2 separate regions of the Homo sapiens genome follow, and region 2 is linked to region 1. A link is a loop called in an ENCODE intact Hi-C map of the cell type or tissue named here. Cell type or tissue: K562. All regions are shown on one strand. Links, peaks and the distances in the headings refer to the core of each region. The heading gives the core; the rest is flanking DNA. Region 1 has its middle 17 kb from the start of SDC1. Region 2 holds the start of LOC105373465 (a long non-coding RNA gene).

The links. Hi-C counts contacts between places; a loop is a spot of excess contacts. Peaks named below come from ENCODE experiments on the same cell type or tissue, not always from the same donor. Only the 100,000 strongest peaks of a DNase experiment are listed, where the experiment ranks them.
Region 2: a loop joins it to region 1, with 6 times the contacts of the local background. A loop is called at or near these places in 2 of 110 quality-filtered maps.

The regions. Positions count from the first base shown.
Region 1 is chr2:20,238,877-20,246,265 of GRCh38, forward strand. It overlaps the pseudogene DRG1P1. Among named protein-coding and RNA genes, the nearest start is that of SDC1, 17 kb to the left of the region's middle. RefSeq lists silencers at 2,259-2,405, 3,440-3,669. In K562, for the core only: a CTCF peak has its summit at 3,536 (motif pointing right); a DNase peak (open chromatin) is centred at 3,535.
Region 2 is chr2:20,419,582-20,426,970 of GRCh38, forward strand. It overlaps LOC105373465 (a long non-coding RNA gene), which reads right to left and starts at 5,364. Exons shown (of 5, transcript XR_001739317.2): 1 at 5,171-5,364; 2 at 3,247-4,958. RefSeq lists enhancers at 2,612-3,125, 5,259-5,418, 5,479-5,528. In K562, for the core only: a CTCF peak has its summit at 3,485 (motif pointing left); a DNase peak (open chromatin) is centred at 3,500; H3K27me3 peaks cover 1,200 bases.

The sequences.
Region 1 (7,389 bases), core at 2,524-5,023:
GGTCAAGTTTTTGTGAGTGTGTGTGTGAGTTTGTTATTAATTCCGTCCTTCCGCTTTCTTTGTAATTTTTTTTGGTCTTATTTTACTAGCTTCTTGAGTTCATTTATCTTCAGATTTTCTTGACTAAACATTTTCTTTAAATAACGTTTGGCCTGAATCCCCAGGTTTTTATATATGTCTGTCATTGCTATTAATTTGGAAATTAACCCATAATAGTTTGTTCTAGATTAGATTAGCTCTTTAAATGAGGAGTTACTAAGAAGAGTATTTTAAAAAATTTCTAGAGTAGGCATGGTGGCTCATGCCTGTAATCCCAATACTCTGGGAGGCCTAGGTGGGAGGATTGTTTGAGGCCAGGAATTCAAGGACAGCCTGGAAACATAGCGAGACCTTGTCTCAAATAAATTTTTTTCTAAGATATATTTCTAGTAACAAATATATTTATATTTTGAAGATACATGCTTTATTAATAAATATATTTCTGTTTCTAAGATCGTTTTGCCCTCCCTTTCTAATTAAATTGCATTCTATTCAGTGAATGTGTCCTGTATGATTTCAGCTTCTTGGGTTTATTAGGCTCTTCATTATGGCCTAATAAATACAAAGAAAAATATTTGGAATTTGCATACTCAACAGTTAACAACGATTAACTCTTGGGAGGGGAATGAAATTGAAAGGCAGAGACAATGAGGAGAAGCTTTTTGTTTGTTTTTATTTTGTTTGCTTTTGATTGTTGGGAAGTTTTTATACTATAAGAATTCGCTCAAGTATAATGGTTTTCTTTTTCTTTTTTTTTTTGCACATAGATGACCAGCCTACCAGGTCTTTTATGCAGTTCGACATACAAGGTGACAGCAAGGTAAGACTAACGAAGTGCCAGTTTTGGTGCCTCCATCTCCCTCCCCTGGATCCTGATCCAGTGACTGCCAAAACCAGAAGGAACTGGGGTAGGGTGCTTGATCATGGGGAAGGCTGCTGTGGTTCGCCCGGTAGATGGGAAAAGGAAAAGGTTGCACTTCTTCACAATTTGAATGACATCCTTGTCCTCCAACGTATGGTCTTTACCCACTTTTTGAGGATTGTGTTTCACAGAGAGACCCCAGACCAGAGCATATTTAAATTCTTTGATAAGATTTTTGTGAATCTTCATGCAGAAATCTCCACTGTGGTCCTGGAGTAAGGAAGTACCACTGAGGATGTGTAACCTGGTAATTGCCTTTGGGTTTGGTGCAAATTCTCACTAGTTTCAGATAGTCCCAGATCTTTTCCAATAGGTCATCAAAATTCCAGTGGTGATGGGCAGAGATGGGTACACCGTGAGGCACCTTATAGTGCTATCCAATTCCTCAATGGAGATTTGGTCAATCTTATTTAACATAAGATAACATTTGGTCAATCTTATTTAACATAACATTTGGTCAATCTTATTTAACATAGATACAGGGGATATAAACTCTGTTTCCTTCCACCACATCAATGAGGTCATCAGCTGTAGCATCACTACGTAGAGTCACATCGGCATTATGAATCTTGTATTCAGCCAGAATGCTCTTCACAGTTTCAGCATCCAGCTCACTCTGTGGGCAAGTGGCTGTGAGATGAATGCCTCCCTTGTCCTTCTTCTTAAAGCCATTGTTGGGGGGCGGTGGTTGCTGTTCAAGTGAATGCCAAAGACTTCCAGCTCATTTTCAATTATCTTCTTATGTCCCAAAGGTTTCAGGACATCCAGAACAATCAGGATCAAGTTACAGGTTCGGGCCACTGCAATGATCGACGACCTCTACCTTTCCCATCCCTGGCACCTTCAATAATACCTGGGAGATCCAGGAGCTGGATTTTGGCACCTTTGTATCTGATGACACCAGGCACAGTGCTCAGAGTAGTGAATTCATAGGCTGCCACCTCAGAATATACCCCTGCCAGGTTACTAAGCAGTGTCGACTTCCCCACAAATGGAAAACCAACAAATCCAATTCAAGCATCACCTGTCTCGGCCACATCAAAACCTTCTTCTGCACCTCCACCACCACCACCACCCTTTGGAGTAGTGAGTTCTCGACGAAGCTTAGCAAGACGAGCCTTAAGCAGCCCCAGGTGGTGTGCTGTGGCCTTGTTGAGTCCAAGCCATCTCCTCTTCTGTCTCCGCGATCTTAGCTAGGGTGCTGCTCATCGTGGCGAGTACCCTGTGGCCTCCACACTGACTGTCTCCCTTCACACACCCGCGGGCAAACTAGCTCAAGTATAATGCTTTTCAAAAGTAACTCAATGAACTTGGGAGTGTAGGCCTCGGTACAGTGGCCCACAGACCCCTGAGAGCACCATTGTGTGACAGCTCTTCACCGAGAGACACCGCCTTTAAAAACGCGTTTAGGGCCGGGCGTGGTGGCTCATGCCTGTAATCCCAGCACTTTGGGAGGCTGAGGCGGGCAGATCACGAGGCCAGGAGTTTGGGACCAGCCTGACCAACATGGTGAAACCCCGTCTCTACTAAAAATACAAAAATTAGCCAGGCATGGTGGCGTGCGGGTGTAATCCCAGCTACTCGGGAGGGTGAAGCAGGAGAATCGCTTGAACCCTGGAGGCGGAGGTTGCAGTGAGCCGAGATTGCGCCACTGTACTCCAGCCTGGGCAACAGAGCGAGACTCCATCTCAAAAACAACAACAACAACAAACAAAAAACAAAACAGAAAAACGCGCTTACTTCCTACTGGCTTTACAGTGGTGAGCATTACCTAAGCACCTAACTTCAGGCTTTGGGGTAAAGAGAGAGAAACACACAGTCTGGCCTTCCAACAACTCACAGTGTGGGTGGAGAAACGTAAGAAAACAAGCCATTGCAATAATTTGCCATCACCGCCATCATGACCTTGTGCCTGGAGGAGCTGTCCCTGGAATCTGTCTAGGGAAGCTCCAGGGCTGGCTCCAGGAGACGAGGAGGAACTGGCTGGCCAGAGACAGGGGCAGTAGGGTTGTCAGATTTAGCAAATAAAAACAGAATGCCCAGTTAAATTTGAATTTCAGATGAACATTTTTTTTTAGTATAAAATGTATAATTATGTCCTATGCAATGTTTGGGATTTATTTATACGAAAAAATTTAGTCGCCCCACCTGTGGCTTTAGGGCCGACTTGTTCAGGAAGGGAAGAGGAAGAGCACAAGAAGGTTTGGTGCAAGAAGATGGGTTCGGTTCCGGACATGTTTGGCGAAACGGGGCCAGTGGCCACGTGACTGGAGATGTGCGATTCCAGGCTGCAGGATGTCAGGGCTCGGGCTTTAGGGGCGAGGCCTGGGGTCCGCGGTGGTAGGATGTTATGGGAAGTGCCCTGTGATGAGGCTGCAGGCGGTCGTACATGGCAGTTGAGTGGGATGGGTAGAGTTCTTTCCTTGTTCGAGAAGGCAGGGTGTGTCTGAGCAATCCTGTTTAGAAAGATCAACTCCAAGTAATTTAGACGAAGAAACTTCTGGAGCTGGACGGATCCCCCAGGGTGCGCCGCGCCTGGACTGGGAAGGGCCCCCGGACCCGCGGCGCAGGGGAGGGCCGGGCCGCCAGGGGGCGCTCTCGGCGGACGGGGCGGGGGTCCCCCTTGGTGTCTCCCAGGCAGCTTCGCAACAGCCCTGCTGGATTAGGCCCCAATGAGCAAACTGAAGCCCGGGTGGGGAAAGGGCGGGGGGGGGGGGGCTTGAGGGCGTCACCCAGGCGGGTCAGTTGCTTTTTTAAAAAAAATTATTTTTATTTTTTTTATAGGGAAGGCAGGGGCATCTCGCCATGTTTCCCAGGCTGGCCTCGAACTCCTGGACTCAAGCGAGCCTCCGCCTCGGCCTTCCAAAGTGCTGGGATCACCACCGCGCACAGCCACTTTTGCAGCTTTCTAAGGCCGCCCCCAGGCCCTTGCCACCCTGCTGCGTGAGCCAGGCTTGGGCCTGTGGGGAGGGCTCTAGGTCACCTGGTGGCTGCCGTTGTGTCTACAGCTGCCTCTTCCTGTGACAAAGCTGACTCTTTGTCTTCCAGGTCCCTTCTCTAGTTTTCTACCCTACTGTAGAAGAGGGTGGGTAATGGAATATAGATGAAGCTGTCACCCTTCCAAACTCTGGGGGGTGACCCCCTCCCTCCTCTGCTCACAGGTGCCTTCCAAGCCCAGACTCCAGTGCTCAAACCAGAACTGACTTTTGAAGGAGCAGGGCAGAAGAGGACTCCCAGACACCCCTCCTCTTCTCCAGGGCGAGCCCATACACGTGCTTTTGTCCTCATCCCTGCCATAGGAAGGGGCCCACCAGGTGTGACCCGGCTTTCCAAGGCTTCTGGCCATAAAAGGCCAGGGGTGGGAATAAAGCAAGAAAGAGATGAGACTCCGCCCATGTCTCGGGGAGCCCCTCAGCTCTGTAACTGGCACTGCTACCTCCCCTGCCTCCAGTCCCTCTCTACTGCTGCTCTGCCAGCCTGTGCTGGGTCCTCCACACCACCGCACTTGTCACTCACCTGCTCAAGAATCTGTGATGACCCCTATTGTTAACTGAAGCATTGCTTGTATCAAGAATCTCATTCTGTTTCTCCCTCCACTGGGGTGTGCACCTCTTGAGGGCTGTATCCTCAGCATCAAGAATACTTGACACAGGCCGGGCACGGTGGCTCATGCCTGTAATCTCAGCACTTTGGGAGGCCAAGGTGGGCGGATCACTTGAGGTCAGGAGTTCAAGACCAGCCTGGCCAACATGGTGAAACCCCGTCTCTACTAAAAATACAAAAATTAGGCTTAGGTGGGCATGGTGGGCCACGCCTATAATCCCAGCTACTTGGGAGGCTGAGGCAGCAGAATCGCTTGAACCTGGGAGGTGGAGGTTGCAGTGAGCCGAGATTGTGCCACTGCACTCTGCACTCTAGCCTGGGTGACAGAGCAAGACTCTATCTCAAAACAAACAAAAAATGAAACCTGACGCAAAGTAGTTGCTCAATAAATAAGACTATGAAAATGCACTGGCTGCTGCACCCACCTTGCTCTCAATCCCCCAAAGCCATCCCCTCATCCTCTTCATTTTACCTTTCCCTTCCAAGCCCAAGGCACTGATTAGTTTTGAAATCTTGATTCCTGTCTAGATTTAAAGGCTTTGAGTTAGGAATTACTTTTTTTCCCTCCCGCCTAGGACCTCATGCCTTCTCAAAAAATAGGTAAGACCAGCCAGACACAGTGGCTCATGCCTGTGATCTCAGCACTCTGGGATGCTGAGGCAGGAGGATCACTTGAGTCCAGGAGTTTGAGACCAATTCAGGCAACATGACAAGACTCTTGTCTTTACCAAGAAATTTAAAAATGAGCTGGGCACGGTGGTGCATACCTATTGTCCCAGCTACTCAGGAGGCTGAGGTGGGAAGATCGCTTGAGCCTGGGAGGTTGAGGCTGCAGTGAGCTGTGATCATGCCAGCGCACTACAGCCTGGACGACAGAGTGAGACCCTGTCTCAAAAAACAAAACAATACAAAAGATAAGACTGAATGTTCTCCATATGGTCCTATTTGGTCATGGAATGATTTGTGGTGGATTTTCCTCCACTCTTCAGCATTCCTTCCATAACCTGTTTCTGGCCATGAGCTACATGCTGTTTACACAAAAAAGATATGATCCTGAACTGGGTGGAAGGCTTCTGCTCAACTGCATGGGCACCAAAATGTGTGCTGAGGGAAATCACACATGATCTTCTCAAGCAGCTTTTGACTTCCCTCAGGATCCTAGATGACCATGTTCATAAAGAATTATTGGCCAACATCCCATATCTTCTGACTATGAAGGTGAAAACGTGTGCTTTGCGTAGAGTTGGATGAGACCCTTGTTTCTGATTTCTAAATACCTACTGCTTTGAGGAAGCTTCCATCATCCTAACTTCGTTGTCCAGGCAGAGGTTGAGAGGGAAAGGTTTAGAAGGCTAACAGGCAAATCTTTCTCAGTTCAATGGCTTCCTTGCTATAAGCCAAGTTGGCAGAGCTTTATTAAGGAGTGTCACTGTGGCTTCCTTCAAACTTGATGCATCAGTTGGATGGACCCTTATGGAGGGCTCTTCCTCACTTGGCTACAACTGTGGCTCAACTCTCAAACAAAGCAGACATTTAGAAATAATTTGACGTAACTATTTATTTATTTATTTATTTTGAGATGGAGTCTCACTCTGTTGCCCAGGCTGGAGTGCAGTGGTGTGATCTTGGCTCACTGCAACCTCCGCCTCCCGGGTTCAAGTGATTCTCCTGCCTCAGCTTCCTGAGTAGTTGGGATTACAGGCGCCTGCCACCTTGCCCAGCTGATTTTTGTATTTCTTTTCTGAGATGGAGTTTCACTCTTGTTGCCCAGGTTGCAGTGCAATGGCTCGATCTCAGCCCACCACAACCTCCATCTCCCGGGTTTAAGTGAGTCTCCTGCCTCAGCCTCCTGAGTAGCTGGGACAGGCATGCACCACCATGGCTGGCTATTTTTTTGTGTGTTTTTAGTAGAGACAGGATTTCTCCATGTTGGTCAGGTTGGTCTCAAACTCCCGACCTCAGGTGATCCGCCTGCCTTGGCCTCCCAAAGTGCTGGGATTACAGGTGTGAGCCACCATGCTCAGCCTAATTTTTGTATTTTTAATAAAGATGGGGTTTCATCATGTTGGCCAGGCTGATCTCGAACTCCTGACCCCAGGTGATCTGCCCACCTCAGCCTCCCAAAGTGCTGGGATTACAGGTGTGAGCCACTGCGCCCGGCCTGGAGGTAGCTCTTTAAATCAAACACTCAGCAAAGAATTGACTGATTTGCAGGCCTGTTCTTTTACTGAAGCATAACCATAGCATCAAGAGGCTTCCAAACTGGTGAAAATCATGCAAGGGATGGGGTAAGAAATGGCAGAGATCAGTTGATGGTCCCGAGCTACTCTGACCTCCACAAAACTTCAGCAGCTTCTGGGTCTCTAATATGCTTTTGTGTGTGTTTGTGAGAGATATACCAAGATTTCCCATCACAATGTCTTTGATTTCCTTGCTCTTCTCTCCATCCTGGCAGCTTGTATACACCAGGGCAAATCTACACATGACTTAATGATTTATCTGCAATTTGAATCAAGAGTTTTGCTCATTTGCAGAAACATAAATGATCTCCAAACCATGTTTTGAGGCTGCATGTAACCGAATTTTAAAAATGAAAACTTATTTTAACCAAGTGATGCGCACGAGTTGCTTTAGTAGCTAACGTGTACCGAGTACTTGCCATGGCGCTTCAGGTCTATTCTCTTTAATCCTTACAATCTCAGCAGGTCACCATTTCCTTGACTTACACAAAGAAACTAAGGCTTAAAAGATGAAACCACTTACCTACTAGATATGAAGCTAGTGTTTGGCACCTGGGCAGTCTAATTCTAGAGCCCAAACTCTGA
Region 2 (7,389 bases), core at 2,509-5,008, 180 kb after region 1:
TCCATGAGGCTCCACAGCAACCAGACAGTTCTAAAGTCAGCGTCCCTGGCTTCCAGCTCCAACACTGGACATTCCCCCGTGGCTCCCCTGCCTGGGAATCTGGTGGAGGCTGATTGGGCAGCCCAGGGGATGCCGGTGGGGTGCGGGGAGGAAAGGCTGCAAGGGCAGCTTGGCTGGATCATGGAGGCCCGGGTGAGGCATTCGGACTTACTCTAAGGGCAAGAGAGTGAGAGACTGCAGCTTGGAGAGGACAGCGGTGCTTTGGAAGATGAATCTGGCTCGTTGTGCTGTAAGAAAAGGAGGGAGGAGAGCAGCTTTCTAGGTGACCTGGGGCTGTGACAGTAGGTATGAGGGACGTGAGGGGTCTGAGACAAGCAGTGAGGGTGCACTGCCCAGCCTTCCTGCTTGTGGGTTAGGAGCTGTCGGTGAGGATTCTAAGGGTGTGACCCTTGATGATGAGGTGAATGTGTTATGGCTCACAGGAACAGGGAAGATGGGAGGAGGAGTGGGCTTACAGCAAAGAGAAGCGTTTTATTTTATTCAGCTTGGCCGTGAGACTTCTCTGTGGCGATAGGTGAGTTTGCCAAATCTGGAGCTCGAGAACCAAGTCAAGGCTGTAGCTGCATATTTAGGAGTAAAGGTAGAAATTGAAGTAATGGGAGGGAGTAAGAGTGTTGAAGATGGAAGTTTTTCATGCCAGAAATAAGCTGTTTAAGGAAATGACCAATCTCCTAGAAATCTCCAAGGCCTATGTTAAAACCATCCCTTACCCCTGCAAAGATACCATATGCACGTACCTCTAACATTGCCTGGTTTATGTCATGTGCACCTAACCATTGCCCTAGCAGGTGGGCCTCTGTACAAAGGGAAGTAAATACTTGTTCCTGTAGAACCTCTGGTTTTGGATAATATAAATATTAACTTTGGCCAGGCGCAGTGGCTCACACCTGTAATCCCAGCACTTTGGGAGGCCGAGGCGGGGGGGATCACCTGAGGTCGGAAGTTCGAGACCAGCCTGGCCAATATGGTGAAACCCCCGTCTCTACTAAAAATACAAAAAATTAGCAGGGCGTGGTGGCAGGTGCCTGTAATCCCAGCTGCCTGGGAGACTGAGGCAGGAGAATCACTTGAACCCAGGAGGGGGAGGTTGCAGTGAGCCAAGATGGTGCTACTGTACTCCAGCCTGGGCGCGGCAGAGCAAGACTCCATCTCAAAAATAAATGAGTAAATAGATATTAACTTTCTAGTACTTCGGGCACATCTGCTTGTAATGCCCCTGAGGTGACTATGGTAGCAGTCCGTCCCAAGCTTCTTGGCAATGCCAGTGGCTGGCAATGTGTCACATGCCTGGAATGACCAGAGAATAAGTGTCTGATGGTCTGCTCGGTAGTCACTGGAAGCCACCCCCATGAGGTGGTGACAAAAGAGGACTTTGGAAGGCTCTGACAGTGCATTGGAGCTGGGGCTTCTTGGGTATTTTTTTTTTTTTTGAGACGGAGTTTTGCTTTTGTTGTCCAGGCTGGAATGCAATGGCATGATCTCAGTTCACTGCAACCTCTGCCTCCCAGATTCAAGCGATTCTCCTGTCTCAGCCTCCTAAGTTGCTGGGATTACAGGTATGTGCCACCATGCCTGGCTAATTTTATATTTTTAGTGGAGATGGGGTTTCTCCATGTTGGTCAGGCTGATCTTGAACTCCCGACCTCAGGTGATCTGCCTGCCTTGGCCTCCCAAAGTGCTGGGATTACAGGTGTGAACCACCGTGCCTGGCCTGCTTCTTGAGTGTTTTTGTTGTGAGTTTTAATCCCTACAGTGAAAAAGAACAGCTCCCTCTTGTTGGAGTGGCAGGGGTTGGCAATGCTCCCTTGCCTTTAGAGCGGAAGTCCATCCCCATGAGCTGGAGGCAGTGAAAGGTCAACCCCCAAGTCCATGGGTAGTCCCTTGGCAGCTGGGCGGAAACCAGCGAAGAGGCTGATATTTTGGAATGGCCGACGGCTCTATGGGTCCCAGGAAGATGAGCTAATTTGCTCACAGCGGGGCCACCAGGTCTGCTGCTTGCCTCGGTGGCTTCAGATGCTCTTTGAGCAGGCTGTGGCTCCCAGAGCTGAATAGGAGTGTAGGACTCACTCCCTTGGATGGACTCACAGAGACTGAAGTGCAAGCCAGGTGCCATATGACGAATTCCCAGAGAAGTGGAGCTGCCCAAGGGAGGGCACATGCGCTCGGCCTCAGCGGCATTAGTATGCCTTGATGGGCTCCTCAGCTGTCCGTTTCTGTCCATAACCTGGACGTCAGTGTGACTCCTCTCCCCCACCTCCCTGTCTCCCTCCCTTCCTCCTTCCCTCACTTATCCCCCTCTCCCATCTCTCCATCCATCCTCCCCCTCCACCATCCCCAGGCCCAGTGGAGGGTGACAGCTCACAGCCTGGGTCCTCCGTATCCATGCTGTGTTCTTTGTGCCCCGCCCTCCATCCGGGAGCAGCACTAGAAGGAAGGTCCTCAGCTCTTTAGGGACATTCCTGTCCTGGAGCCAAGGCCAGCACTGGCAGGGGTCCACGAACCTTGGCTGACTAGTCCTGTGGTCAGCCTTACCCTGTGGAGGCACAGAGCCAGAGGCCCTTGCTTCTGACTGGCTGCATTCCCATTGCACATGTGGGAATTGGGAAAGGCCGGGGACCTGCTCAGGCTCGCCTGGATGGCACTTCCCCAGCTCTCTGATGGGTTGTGGGGACACGGCACTTCTGGTCCAGGGAAGTGGCCCAGGACTTCCCATATCTGGGGCACAATGCTCCCATCCCACACTGGAGAATCAAGATTGCACTGCACGGAGGAATTTTTAAAGAATTTTCCTAATATGGGAGTGAGACCTTGATCCATGATGGCTCCCAGATACTCAGAGGATAGAGCCAGCCCCTTGCTGTCAGCACCAACTTCCATCCTTAGAGCTGCCGCCTCTCCTAACCCCCCACTCAGAGTCCTGGCCCTGAGTCTGGCTTCCCCGGGCTGGGAGCCACGATGATCTCTGAAAACACCATCAGTGCTGGGAACTCAGAGGAGGTTTTGGGTGCTTTAGTTCCATGCATCTGCACCAGAGCTCCCTGGGCCCAGGCCCCACCTGATGGGCCCCATTCTCCCACAACATGGGGTCTTGGTTCTGAACCTGCCCTGGGGCTGGCCCCTGCCCCTAGCTGCCTCTTTCTGGTCCCCAGCCCTGCACAGGAAGGCCATCTGCATACCCGACCTTACCTATCATCCATCGGGAAGCTTTCCGATGCTACATGCTCACTGGTTTAAACTGTTGCTCCCCCCACAGCAGGCATCTCAGCCTCCAGCTGTTTGTCAGCTGCTTCACATGGCTTCCAGCTGCTGAGGCTGAAGAAAGCTGGAGGCTTCAGTGGATGCTTCTGCGGCAAAAAGCTTGCTGGGGAGAAGCAAGCAAGCACAAAAGAGCAAGTGCCTTCTCTCCTCCTGACCTCAGTCTCCTAGTGCCCCCTATTGGAAGAACCTGCCAGAACCAGCTGACCTGGGGACATGTAATTTGCACAGATCAAGCCCCAGTAGCGCCAACCTGACAAGTGGAGATCTGGAGCCGAGACTGAATAGCCAATGGACAGCACAACGCCCTGCCCTCCTTTCCTTGCTTGGCAAGCTCTTGCCCCTGCTCCAGGCCTTAGCTCAGGTGTCATTTCTTCCAGGCAGCTCTCTCTGGACCAGTTGTCCCACTGTGGCTTCCCACAGAGACATACACACGCTTCTATCCAGCACAGGATAGAAATGATCTCTTCATGCTTCTATCTCCCTTACTTGGCAATGAGCTTCTGGAGAAAAAGCGACTTTGTCTGTCAAGTTTTGTAATTCTCAGGGCTTACTGCATAGCTCTGTACATCTTTGTTGAGCCATAGCTCCTGCAGTTGTCAGCTCTCCCCGGAAGAAGGTTGAGGAGTAGGTGGAGCAGGATGGTTTTTCTTCAGGCTGTCTCTCATCCTGGGATTCCCAGGCACTGCCCCTTCATTCTCCGACAATAATAATGATTAACATTTGTTGAACCCCTGGCCGGCACCAGGCACAATTGTTCATACTTCCCATGTATCAACTCATTTAGTTTTCACAGATTTATGAACTGAGGTGCAGAGAAGTTAAGCGACTTGCCCAACGTTACACAGTGAGAAAATGGCAGAACCAGAACTTGAATCCAGGTAATCTGGGTTCCAGAGCCTGTGCCCTTAGCCCCTATGTTATTTTGTCCAAGGAGGATAGGAATCAGGAAAATGTGGCAAACTTATAATGCTGATGCCAACAATCAAAATAAGAAGCTTCCAGAAGAAGCTGCATAAGATAGTGTCTCACAGCCATGGGTGGACATGTGACACAATTCAGGGCCCTCCCTGTGGTTGTTCAAGTTGGTAGTGACAGAGCAGAGAAGCTCCTCTTAGGAGGTGAAGTTGGCTCCAGGCTTGCGGAAGAAGAGACTGACTTGCAGAGAGATGCAGGGGTGAGAGGGAATGACAGCGCCTCCTCTCCCTGCCCTGGGTCTTGGGCCTCTGAGCTGGTGAATCCCCCTTTTGCATTGCCTCATTTAATGTCAGTTTCTCACATTTGTGACTAAAGAGGCCTAACTAATACCAACTTATAATTTACAAAGTCCTGTCACAGGTCATTGATTCTTATGCCAGCATGAGGGGGCAGGCAGGGGGTCATATCCCCATTTCCAGAAGTGAAAACTGAGGCTTGGAACAGTTAAGTGACTTGCCAAGCAGCAAGTCAGTGGCAGAGCTGGCTGAGAAGCTGGTGCTTGGCCCCTCAGGCCAGGAGTCTGTCCTCTCCTCCGCCTTGTGCTCTCATGGGAGCTATGGAGAGGGGGTCTGGGTACCACCACCTGCCTCAGTACTCGTGGCTCGGAGCTTTGACCCGGCTGTGCTTCCTCTCATTCCTCTTGCTTTGTCTTGGGGCCTATGGGGCTGGGGGAAACAGGCACAGAGCTGGAGATGGCAGATTCTAGTACTACACACTCCACACCCCGACTTCCCATCCATGGAGCTCACAGGGAGAGGTTCCTGCAGCAGCTACAAGAACACCTCCCCCCCATACCAGCAACCAGGAAATCTCCCAGACAAACTGTGTACCCGGACTGTGGAGGCCACCCACCCCGCACCTCACCCACTCCTGGTACCTCCAGGGCCTGTAGGGAAGCTCCCCGCCCCCAAACCAGCTTTGGGGCTCTCTCTCTGGCCTGGGCCCCAGCTTCGTGGGGGAAGTGGGTGTAGCAGCCTCCTCTGGCCTGGGGGCTGGGAAACCTCAGGCACCTCTGCCTCCGCAGCTGGTAATCCAGCTTGGGCTTGCCAGAGGCCAGTCAGCTCCTCTTCTGAATCTGGATTAGAATCTTCTCGACCCTGGCAGGAAGAGCAGGAGGCCTGCGGTTGGAGGGCATTTCCTGTTTACTGCTGGTGTCAGTGTTGGTCTGAGAGGTCCACCCTTCTGTGGTTAAGTGAGCCCGGACATCTCCCACCCTCCCTTCAGGCCGACTCACATCCCTCGCCTGGTCCTTGTGAGAAGGTCTCTGCTTCCTCTGGTTCAGGGGAGCAGGTTACCATCTCTGGGTTTGCTCTCCTCCCCTTGCCTGGGCTGAAATGAGTCTTTCTAATGACAGCAGCAGTGGCCTGCCCTGTTGCCAAATTTAGCAAAAAAAAAGAAGAAGAAAGAAAAAAGAGAAAAAGGATGCAGGTTAAATTTGAATTTCAGATAAATAGCAAATAATGTTTTAGTGTTAGTAGTTCCTGTGTATTATCTGCGGATCCTAAATGAAGCTGGAGCCCAGGGAGATGAAGTGTCTTTTGGGATCTGATGATGAGCAACACAGGATTCCAGCCACTCAGCCGAAGACTCTATGCCCCCAACAGTCTGCCAGCCAGTCAAGCTTGGCCACTGTGGCTGGCTGTGTCTATCCTGCTGTGACTCCTGTCCTGTGATCATAGGTGTTCCCCCTGTAGGTTGTGAGATGGGGAGATAATGATTTAACCCCACCTCAAAGAGAGGCAGACACTCCCAAGCAGTGATTTTCAAAGTTTGGTCACACAGCAGCAGCAGCAGCAGCAGCAGCAGCATCCGTGATAATTAATTTTATGAGTCAACCTGACTGGGCGATGGGGTGCCTGGATATCTGGCCAAATGTTATTCTAGGTGTCTCTGTGAAGATGTTTCTGGATGATGTTAACATGATGTTAACTTTTTTTTTTTTTTAAAGACAGCTCACTGCAACCTCCACTTCCCAGGTTCAAGCGATTCTCGCGCTTCAGCCTGCTGAGTAGCTGGGACTACAGACACACACTACCATGCTCAGCTAATTTTTTGTATTTTTAGTAGAGAAGGGTTTCACCATGTTACCCAGGCTGGTCTTGAACTCCTGGCCTCAGGCAGCCTGCCTCCTCAGCCTTCCAAAGTGCTAGGATCATAGGCGTGAGCCACCACATCTGGCTGATGTTAACATTTGAAATGTCAGGCTGAATAAAAATTGTCCTCCCCAGTGTGGGTGGGCGCCATCCAATCAGTTGAAGGCCTGAATAGAACAAAGGGCTGACCCTGCCACAAGTAAGGGAGAATGCCTCCTGCTTGACTGCTTTTGAGCTGGGACATCATTTTTTTTTTAAGTTCTCAGACTCAAACTGAAACATTAGCTCCTCCTAGGTCTTCAGCCTGCAGACTTCTAGACTGGAACTACACCAGTAACTCTCCTGGGTCTCCATCTTCCTGACTACAGATTTAGGATTTGTCAGCCTCCATAATTGTGAGCCAATTTTTTTCTGGAAAGCCTGGCTTTCCAAAGAAATATATATATGCTTATCTTTGAGACAAGGTCTCACGCTGTTGCCCAGGATAGAGTGCAGTGGTGCCATCATGGCTCACCACAACCTTGACTTTCTGGGCTTAGGTGATTCTCTCACCTCAGCCTCCTGAGTGGCTGGGCCTATGCCCAGCTATGCCCAGATAATTTTTGTATATTTTTTTGTAGAGATGGGGTTTTGCCATGTTGTCCAGGCTGGTCTTAAACTCCTGGGCTCAAGTGATCCTCCCACCTCGGCCTCCCAAAGTGCTGGGATTACAGGCATGAAGCACTGCACTGAGCCCAATTTCTTATAAATAATCTTTTTACACACACACACACACACACACACATACACACACACACACACACATGCATCTATTGGTTCTGCTTCTCTGGTGATGCTGACCACAGCATCACCTTGGACCTTGTGAGAAAAGTGCATTTTCTTGGGCCCTGATCAGACCTACTGGATCAGAAACCCTGGGAGCGAGGCTCAGAATCTGAGTTTGGGAAAACCCTGCAGGTGATTCTGCTAAGAGTTAAGTTTGCTGCTTTTAAAATGAACATTA